2 separate regions of the Homo sapiens genome follow, and region 1 is linked to region 2. The links are chromatin loops, found by intact Hi-C in ENCODE. Cell type or tissue: GM12878. All regions are shown on one strand. Each heading gives the region's core, and the rest is flanking DNA. Links, peaks and the distances in the headings are about the cores only.

The links. Peaks named below come from ENCODE experiments on the same cell type or tissue, not always from the same donor. Only the 100,000 strongest peaks of a DNase experiment are listed, where the experiment ranks them.
Region 1: a loop joins it to region 2, with 3.0 times the contacts of the local background. A loop is called at or near these places in 1 of 110 quality-filtered maps.

The regions. Positions count from the first base shown.
Region 1 is chr11:131,890,596-131,895,975 of GRCh38, reverse strand. All of the region lies in intron 1 of NTM (neurotrimin), which reads right to left. The region is part of intron 1 of NTM-AS3 (NTM antisense RNA 3); the gene reads left to right. Among named protein-coding and RNA genes, the nearest start is that of NTM-AS3, 4.0 kb to the left of the region's middle. RefSeq lists a silencer at 1,463-1,512 and an enhancer at 2,911-3,050. In GM12878, for the core only: no CTCF peak of the experiment used is centred there; a DNase peak (open chromatin) is centred at 2,655; H3K27ac peaks cover 1,318 bases.
Region 2 is chr11:132,355,566-132,360,945 of GRCh38, reverse strand. No RefSeq gene overlaps it. Among named protein-coding and RNA genes, the nearest start is that of NTM-IT, 74 kb to the right of the region's middle. RefSeq lists an enhancer at 2,803-2,892. In GM12878, for the core only: no CTCF peak of the experiment used is centred there; DNase peaks (open chromatin) are centred at 2,555 and 2,985; H3K4me3 peaks cover 1,574 bases; H3K27ac peaks cover 3,738 bases.

The sequences.
Region 1 (5,380 bases), core at 110-5,109, 470 kb after region 2:
TTTTGCACTCATGTAACATCCTAGGACCCAATCAACCTGGACTAGACGTTCTTCTTGGAAAGTTGCCCTGCATATCACAAACTGTGTAGATGCTCAGACTTTTGCTCTGCCAAGATGCCCTCCTACCATCCACAGCTTTCTAAATCCTATTCAGGTTTCAAGAACCAGTTCAGATTCTACTTCCTCCATGAAACATTAGTTTAACCAATGCTTCCCATGCCTCTCTTTTCTATTAGTTGAAATCAATTATTTTAAAGGAAATGTATATATATACACACACACACATATATATGTATATTTCACATATATAATGTGAAATAATATATATATATATTTCACAATCTAGAACTCTGTAAATGTGTGTATGTGTATCTACATTGTAATGGACTGTAGATTTGTCTGATCTTACCAACTAGGTTGTAAGCTCTCTGAAGGCAGTTGCCATTTCTTGTTCATTTTTGTACCTGCCCAACACTGAGCAAAGTATATGACCCTGAGTGTGAGTTCAACAAATATCCATTGAAATAAAATGACCTCTCAGTGATTGAGAAAGGTAGTCTAGGTACTATTACCTTTATTTCATGCATGAGAAAACGAAGCTGTAAATGAGTCCTAACAGGTTGTGGTATGCAGAGTGTCAGATGAGGCACACTGTATGGGTGAAATGTATGGTTACTTCCAGCCCATGCCAGGTCCAGGCCTGCACCTGGAAAAGATCTAGAGAGGCTGACCTACATTTCTGCTGCCAGAAAATAAAAATCTTCATTTCCAGATCAGCTTTCCAATACACGGGTTTGGATTTATGGGACTCTATATATCAGTGATGATGGCAACTCTTCCACCTCTTAAAACCTAATCACCGAATAGAGCTGCAGGTTTTCTCTTTTTAAGATATGTTCTCAGCAGAATCCCTCCAGAAATAAGACTTGAGCTTCCCAGAAGCTTCTTCAGGCTTGCCCGGTGTGCAAGGGTCGAGCTTCAGTTACACCCCTTGGCACAGCGCCAGCCTTGGCAGACCCATCCGTCACAGCAAAGCCTGCTCTTCTCCCACACTGCTGGCGTTGGAAATGGAAGTGGCCTTTCAACAGAACATTGTCTTAGGATTGTGTGAAGCAAGGCTGACAGAGAAAGGAAGATTCATTCCTGACACCAATCATACTAGTATCTGTCACCAAAATGACATTTTCCCTTTAATGATGAAAAATGCATCAGGAAAGAGGGAGGAGGATGAACAACCTCCCTGGGCTGCTCTGGTTTGATAGGGAGGAGCCCGGGCTGCTGCTGGTGGTTTGCAATCTGGAGGAGGTGAGGCGATGGACAGCCAGTTGGTCACTGAACAAACACAACTGGTGCTCTGTTTGGAAGCGAAGGGTGCAAGCAGATGGAAGCCTGTGGGTTAGGCAGTGTCACGGCACATCTGACTGATTTCTCATTAGGCCCTTTGCCTGGGGTTTCAATAGAACTGCCTCCATGTCTGTCAGGCCCCAAGCAGAGGCTCAGTACTGCTTTTCAGAGCTGCCATACACATAGTTTACCACATCCAGTTTTGCAGAGCTCATAAATCTTCCCAAGTCTTCACTCCCTTACTTTCTTATGTGGAAGGGCCACAGTGCGGATCCCATATGCACATCCAGGGTGAATCTGTTGGTGGGGATGACCCATGTATGGGTGAAAGTGCCTTTAGGCCAATACTTTATAGACCAAGCCTGAACACATGGAGAGGTGGGGACAGCAGAGTAACTGGCTCGTGTCTCCTAATTAGGCAAGCATGTGGCTGGCGGTTGAAGAGAAGCCGCACAATTGCCCCCAGTGCTCACAGAGTATTTCCCAACAAACACCAGATTGTTATCCAGAAGTCCATTGTTCACAGAGGTGTTCGGTGCTGACTTCTATATAAAATGCCTTTCCCTCTCCTTCCTTCTTTCCTACTGGCAAAGCCTGCCTCCCACAAAAGAAGCTAAAAATGCCAGATATTCACCTTTCTCTCTCTTTTGCAGCTATGCAGGTCACTTTACACAGTAGAAGGACTAGATATTCCTCCTCATCAAAAAGAAACATGCGCCCTCTTCCAGGCCCACTTGATTACTATCTTTGATCATGGTTAGGTGATGGTGTGAGAGATGAAGAAAGGTGGCCACCTTTCACTCATGACACGCAGATCTCACATGCCGAGCATGATGGAGACCAACTCTGAGGTCCTGGGTCCTGGAGGCCATTGCTGAGCATGGACACACCCCACCTCCAGGCTTCCTTGATGCCCTCACTTTTTAAGCATCTGCTGTAAGGGGCTTGATTACTTGCAACCAAAAACATCCAAAGTATTCCATTTCCATTTCCTTGGGAGAAAGATATTTTAAAGCTCTGAAGATGGTACTTTGAGATTCCTTCACTCAGCCCCGAGCTGGTGCTGCTGTGTCCACACGTCTTCTGCCTTCTGCTCCAGCTTTCGTTTATTCCCTCACTCTCATAGACATTGGCAGACCCAGCCTGTTAATGCACCAAGAATAATACTCCTAGAAGCACTAGGGTACTTCTAAAGTTTAATGCTTTCACTATTCTTTGCAACGTTAATTAACACAACACCCCCTCATTAGCTAACCTGCCAACAAAGCAACTCCGAATCATTTTCTTCTTTACGAAGGAGGAAACTGACTCATTTATATACCTGTATTTGCATGAGTGGGCTTCTGGCTCCCCCTCTGCTCCTCCTACATTCTCACTTTCAAATATATTTTAGGCCAGCAATGCTGCAATTTCAAAGGGACTTCACCTAAACAATTGAGCACCCAAAATAATTGATACACTAGTGCACATTTTTAAAATTCTAGCCCTAATACCCAACCCTACCAATAATCCAGACCACAATGTCCACATCCTACATTCGGGCTGAATATGCTGTTCTCCTATAAAGTTCTTGGTTTTTCTGCCTCCTTCTGCCCTTCCAGACAAGGTAGAATCCCCCAACAAGAGCTCAAAGTCCAAAGTGACTTCTTAGCTCCATAAGTGACACTCAGAGCTCTGCTGTAAGGGAGAGAAAGGGTATGCCAAGGCTGTTCCCAGGGAAGAACAGCAGGCTGCAGGAGAAGAGTTTTCTGTCTGGAAGCTGAAATGCTGAGGTGGCCCTGCTGTGGGGCCTTCTGCAATGAGATGCCCCGCTTCACAGTGGATTCTTGTCAGGAGGAGCTCTGGCTCTTTGGGGATGCCGGGCTGGCCTGGGCAAGGTCAAAGCTATGGCTACCCCTCTTGCCCAGTCCACAGTGTCACCTGCTCCTTGACAGGAGAACCTGATGAGCTTGGAGGCAGCAGCGTCTTTAAATTTCCTCCACCCTCAAGTCTGTTAACAAGAGGGCAGCATGTGGCCATCCCGCACCATGCCGACAATGCAGTCAAATGCTCATTAGAGGCACTGGGGGCACCCCACATCTAGTAGAAAATACACAGAGAAAAGTAGGGGGCAAAGCACTGCATGCCTTACTTTTAAATTAGAAATCAGCCAGGGCTTCCTGACAACAAAGGAAATTACACACAGCTGAGAGGAGTGATGCACTATGTGCACACAATTGTAATTCACACGCATTACTTTGTTCATGAAATGGTTGATAAACTTTTGAGAATGAGAAAGATTCTCTCTCTTTGCACGGTTACAATAACCATAATTGATATCAAAATGTTAGATTTGCGGAATAAATTATACTTTATCATGTAATGTAATTCTCACCCAGCTACCCTGTCTAGCAGAACCATGTCCCATTTGACAGATGAGTGAACCAAGCCTTAAATGGGAAGAAGAAGAAGGCGGAGGAGAAGGAGGAGGAAAGAAGAAGAAGAAAGAGGAGGAGGAAGAGGAGAAGGGGAGGAGGAAGAAGAGGAGCAGCTGACAAAGTTCCCATAGTGGAATGTGGAAGACCTTGGTTTCAAATTTAGTCGTCTAACTCCAAATCAGTGTATTTTACTGGGCTGTAGCTTAATAAATACAAGAAGCTACCCTCTCTCCTTGAGAAATACTCCCTAGGCTGTGGCTCATTTTAGAGAGTAAGAAGTGTTTAGATAGGATAACAGAGATAATTTACAAAGGGCAAAAGGAAGACTATGATTCAGGAGCAGACGAATGAGAATCAGAACCATTGTCAAGAATTAGGCCCAGTGAAAAAATGGGACATGTAAAAGAGAGAGAAAGAAAGTCCAAAATGTCTGAGCAATGTAACAGGCCTGCCATTTATCTCACTTCTGAATATCAGAAAAGGCAGCATTTGTTGTCCACAGAAAAATACATGGGATTTATAGACACTGCCAGGCTCAAGGACCAGTGACACAACTCCCACCGCAGAGAGCCCTGTGGGGTGCTTTCCAGTGGCCACTGGTGGAGTGGGCAGAGTCCTCGGGGAACCAGAGGCCTGCTATGCATCTGGAGAGCTGCTTGCTCAGGATGTCATGGCTAAACTCCTTGATCTCTTGGCAGCGTGTGGCCCCGTGAAATGTGCTTCTTCTTTTTGAAAAGGCCTCTTTTTTTGGAAGTCAAGTCACCACACCATTTAGATTCCCCATACTTCTGGACAGCATCTTCCCAAGTGCTTTCCCCAACTTGTGGTCAACCCTGTCTTATACCTCATCTCGATCTCTGTCAATCAACACTATTCACCCCTCAAGACACGCTTCGACTGACTGCCCCCGCAACCCTTCCATGGAGTCCTGTCTTTTGGTCGTCCCAGTGAGAAGGGATCTCTCTCTTCTGAATGCCTGTAATGTTTTGTGTCTCCTATAGCACATTGAACACACTGCCTTCTGATATAGTTGGGTGTCAACATATGGTATCCTCCCTACAAGGGATTAGCTTGTTTCTAAGACCTTAGTCTTTTTATTAGACCAATTTACTTGATAGATGAAAAGACTCATAGAAGTCATCTAAATCAATGTGCCCATGTTGTAGATGAGGAAATGAGCCCTAGAGAGCTGACATAGTCTAAACAAATTCGCACATTCTCCTCTCGCTAGGCTAGAGGAGAGCTGGAATTCATTTGCACCCTGAAATCAGGGACGTGCTTGCCCAGAATGAGGACAGAAAAGGTTGAAGGAATGAATGATTCTGACAAATCCCCTAGACCTGCCATCCCACTGTCAAAAGTGGTTCTGCCAGAGACACAGACAATGAGTAGGGGATCCTCAAGTCAACCTCATCCCAGAGATAACCATCTCACTTAGCATGCGTCCGGGTGGCACCATCAGCAGCACACAGTATCTGTTCCCATCCAAAGAGCTTTTCACGAGGAGCTCGTTCTGAGCTTCTTGATAAGCAACTGGGTAGTGGTGCTATTTTTAATCAGCTGACCAGGGATGAAAGTTGTTCAGAGAATTCTGCTTTCATACATTAGAAAAAAAACCC
Region 2 (5,380 bases), core at 61-5,060:
AAATACACACACAGACACATATGTTTTAAATAACAAGAAAGACAAAAATCTAAGATCACTTAAACCTGGGGAAGAGGGAAAACTAAAGCAATTGGTAAAGAGCATAAAAAATAACTAATACCTTTTAGAAAAGTGTCATGTGGTGTTTCTAACATGGTTAAGGGTTTGGTGAGGAACCAAGAAAGGAAAGAGACAGATGGCTTAATTTCTTCTTGTTTTCTGTTTTCATCTTGGTATCACCAGAAGGTGGTACCTTCCAGACAGCAGATTTTCTCCAAGAATGGAAAACTAGAAGGCATTTTACATTTTAAAAAAATAATGAGAGTTAAACAAATTAACTTGTAGTAAGCAAACAAGCAATGCAGGTGGGAAGGGTAGATGAATGAAAAGAATGAGGACAGGGTAAGGCTCAAAGTTCCCAATGGCACAGCTCACCCTGGATGAGATGGAAGCAAAACAATTTTATACATCCTTCAGCATCCAGGCTTTTAATTTACTCTGAACAGAATTTCTCCTATTCTTAAAATCTGTAATGATAGAGATTTCATATCCTGCTTTGAAAACACATTCCCTGCATCTCACCGTGCTCACAATCAGGAAGCTTTTTCTGTGGTCTAGCCTATATTTGCGTTGCTGCAACACGCTAATTTCCTGTGAGGCTATGACCTCGGTGGAGATGGTGAATATAACCCTCCCTATAATATTCTTTCATAGATCAGATATAATAGGCTGAGTCCCTTTCACATTTCTGTAGATTTCTCTTAAAAGACTAAGATTCAGACTAGACATAAGGGCCTGACCAATAGCACAAAGCAGTAAAAAAGGAAAAGTGTAGCCAGTTTTTGTAGGCAATTCACACACTTATTAGCACAAGTGGCCTTTACCTTGGGCTTTCTTTATAGCCCTGGGATATAAAAACCTCACTTGTTACCTACAGTCTCTTCAATGTCAAATGTTCTCACTGTAATCTAGAGGCAGTGTGCAGAGAAGGTAGGGATCACTGTGCTCAGAGCAGGGATCCCAGTTTAAGTTCAGGTTCTACCACTTATTTTTTTGTATGACCTTGGCCAAGTGGCTTAAGTCTGTGTCTGACACTCTTCACTGTAAGGATAATAAGATCCACCTCTCTCCTCTCTCAAACTTGATGGAGAAGATTTAATAAAATAATGGACCAGAAAAGGACCTTGCAAACTGTAAACCAATAAAGCCATGTAAAGCATTAGCCCTGTTCACAAACTTCTAGGCAAAGGGCAGCTGCATCATGGTTCTTTACAGGAAATTTTAAACAATGTTCAAAATCACGCAATCTTTATCCCGGGGTTGTGAGTTGAGTGGGTTAGTTTAAAAATAAGCTATTATTTATAATGAAATTTTTAAATAGTTTTCTTTATAAATAATTCTATCAACAGTATGATCTTAAGGCATCTCACAAAAGTCTATTTCATTTGAGTGCCTACTGCATGTGCACTGTGTTAGATATAGGAGATAATAAAGATGTATAAGTCAGTCTCCACCCTCATGGATCCACAGATAAAGGGGAGAGCTTGAGAAGTAACTTATCATATAATGTGCAAAGTACCATTATCAAGACATACACATGTGCTAAGCTATTCTACTGCCCTTTATTGCAAAAACAAGAAAAAGATGAATCTCATTAAATATGGCATAGAAAGCCTTCCGAAATTTGAATCTCTACTGTTTGCTCTCACCCCCTTGTACTTTTACTTCTGCTATGTCTTGGCCAACCAAAGTGACTTACAGTGTTTCAACTGGATATGGCTGTGTCTAGTCCCTGTGAGTTTGTCTATCGTGTTCTTCTTCCCTGGCATGTCCTTTCCTGCTTTACCTATAGAATAACCATTCATCATTTAAGTCCAAGCTGAGTCCTCATTTTTTTAAACTTTAATTCCCTTCTCTTTTGTCCTCTGCACCCCATCCCATCCCCACTAGCCTAAATTACAACCTGAGACTGCAGGATGTTGAATGAATTGTCCTCGTGGCTATGGAATATGAAATAGAGAGAATCACAGTGAAGCAAGTACTGGAACCTTTAAAGAACAAGGGGAAATGATCAGTAGGTCAATGGGTGAAGAGAAGAGAGAGGGACGGGGGTGGACATGGTCTAATGGCCTGATTCCAGAGGCTTGGAGATTTTAAGTAAAAACGAAGTGGTTTGCAAGCAGCAATGGAGGACCACGAGTACAGTTTCAAACCTACAGGTGTTTGTAGGGGAAGTGAGAGAGAAAAACAGCATCCATGTGAGAGAGGAACTGGAGAAGTAATATCTTCAAGGGCAGTTAGGAGAACAGCATCAAAACAGCACTTAGGGCAGGAATTCAGGATGCACTGAAGATTGGACCAGAATCCAGAAGGGTGGAAGACTGGACCAGAGTCGTGGCTGTGTGACTGGAATGTGATATGGGATATGTTCACTCCGCAATGGCATCTGGCTATCCGGTCTGGGTGACACAGGCTTATCTGGGAGGCATGGATTTCTGTTACAATGAGATGAGTAAGAATGTGACACAATTTGGTTGGCCACAGTTGGTTGGTTGTTTCAGTGGTGGCTGCACGACCGAAGACACACCTGCTGAACGTTAGAAATGTTCAGACTGAAACTTGGAACAGAGATTCAGGATGTTCTAGTGTCAAAATGTGTGAGGTATGAGGCTCATGAACTGTTTCCAGCTGTGTCTCCTGCCATGTGGAGGAGCCTATCCTGCAGCAGGAAAGAATCCCACAGGCAGAGAAAAGTAGATTTGGAAAGGGGAGTGGGCATGCCCTGCGGATGTCAGGGTCCTGGTTCTAGGTTCCCACTGAGCTGTGTCCCTGCTCTTGTAGTTACATAGCACTTGCAATGCGTTCCTCTTCCTACCGAAACAATTTCAATGTGGCTAACTCTCAGTTACCACCAAAGAAGTCTTAATGCATGAATCTAATTTAAAAAGAAAGAAAACATCAGCAAAATTTGCTGCTGTATCATTACCAAGAAATCGCTTGTGACTCATCTCGAAACTGAATGTGACACTGCTAATTAGGACAGACAGTTGAGAGCAACTTGCCTCACAAAAGTGGGGACTCCAGCCACGACCCCAGAGAGCCGAAAGGTTATGCCTTTTCTCTTTTTACCTTCTTCAAGCCATGCTGGGTTCCCAACAATCCTGTTGTCTGAGTCCCTTTTGCTTGGGCCTTCTACTTATCTATTTGTGATCAGTTCACTGTTTCAGTTTGGGCCTCGGTCTGATTCAGTCCCCTGATGACATGCCTTGGCCTGGACTCTCCTGCAGAAACTCTTAACTTCTGTGTTCATTCCATAGCCCCAAACACTCCCCTGAAACACTCCCAATCCCCTGTTTTGTGGCAAAACACACTTCTTGAGACCTTGCCTTAGTGGGATAATATTAAAAGTTGTCACCATGGTTTTGATATTGTTGAGTTCAGTGCACAGTGATCCTAGCTAATGACACACAAACTTCTTTGTGAGATTAATTAATGTGAACTTAGGAGCAAGAGTAGCAAGCCACATATATCTCTGAGCCCCTGTAGTTATTGCAGGGAGAACGGTGACATGTGTCTGCTGTAGTCAACCTGCTGTCTGGACATACTCATGGGCAAGAGTAGGGCATCAAGGGATCATGCCCCTGAAACCAGAACTGCCCTCCTTCAGTATTCTCTTTTCTGGAGAAGTTCATTCTTCCCACCTCCCCACTCTGCATACTCATAACCTATATTCTTTGAACCTCTTCTATTGAAAGAAAATTAAATAACTTCTCTTCCACGCTTATGAAATGAAGAGTAGTATTAATATTAATTTGGTATTAGGCATTAGTGATGATGTCCATTTGAATATCTAAATGTCATCTTTAGGACTCATCCCATCAGTTTTGGTTGCAAATGCATTCATGTCTCTTTTATATTTTTAATTCGTTATCCAAAGATCCTCATGCCCACATTAATAGAAAGTAGTGTCTCACTTTCTTAAGGTCAACCCCTCCTCAATTATCCAAGCCCCAAGGAAATCACTCAGTCCACAAAAGGAAGGAGGGGAGGGAGCTCTCTCTCTCACAAATGCCAGACAGAGAACGAATGGAGTACCCTACTGGTCTTCTGCCACTCCTTCTGGTAGCTGTATGTTGTCACTGCTAAGAACGACAGTGCTTGCCCGTGCTGCTGAGAGGCTTTGCCTGTCAAAATCCCTGCTAGCTCTGCATAGGACCGCATGCTTGGTTGCCAAATTTATGGCTTCCTAGTTCACATGGACAATCAGTCACTTTCCTTCAAAGCATACTGCAAGCCAGGTAGCTGGTTCCAAGAAGCTTGGCATCACTGCCACAACCACTTTTTCCAAGGATCCCTGGTTTAGAGCAAGTGTTTCATGTCTAGATTTGATTTTTCTTCAGGTTAATACCCTTCTTTGCCATGGAACCATGCCAGGTCCATGTGTGCTCCTAACTTCAGATCTCACGGAGCCTGCTCATGTGTCTCTAAAACATGTTGACTTCCATTAAAATAACACCAAAGGATGTATTGCTTGGGGTACAAGGTATTTATTAGGGATTGAAATCTGTGAAGGCAAGGGTAGGAAGCAGAAGGAGAGGTCGAACCATGATTCAGGCCCAAGAAAGCCTTGGCCGACCTGGTGGGGAGCTCTGGAGAAAGTCTTCTGTCCAACCTGCACTTCTGTCCAACCTTGCTATGCGCTTAGACCCTGCATCATTGAGTCACCACATGGGGGCTGTTCCAGGAAGGTGGTGGCCTTGAGCAGAGTGGCTTTTTGTGGTGTGGCAGGCCTGGAAGGAGCTGCCAGCCGTAGGCTGCCTGCTGAGCACACTTGCTTGCCAGCCACCCTGGTTTCAAAGGGCTCCTGGGCAATGAGTCTCCTCATCTAGCACTGGCAGAATCACTGTAAATCAAGCTGAGTATAAAGCATAGAGCTGACCTTCCCAAAGGGAACTACCTGAATAGACAAGGTTCTTCAACCCCCACACTGGCTTTTCTGGTGTGAATGCCGCAATCATTGCCCCCTGTCCTTATCTGGGAGAAGTCCTTTCCAAGGCCTCTGTCGCTTGAGGCTGGCAGCTGTTTTGGAATCACAGAGAATGATCCTGGAAATGAGTTTTGACTGGATGGATGAGCATGGTTTCTAGACCCAGTCTCAAGCTATCGTTCTCTTTATAAGAGCTCTGCATTTTATGCTATGACCTCTCTCTCACTGCCCCATAACCCACTCTTAGAATTTAGGAGTCTTAATAAGAACAGCAGTGCAGTTCTCCACCAACTCTGTCCTAACACAATGCTGAGTTACCCCTGACTGCTGATGCCTGGCAGACAGCAACAGCACTTCCTTCTGCCCAGTGTGCCCAGATCGTTCACAATCTCA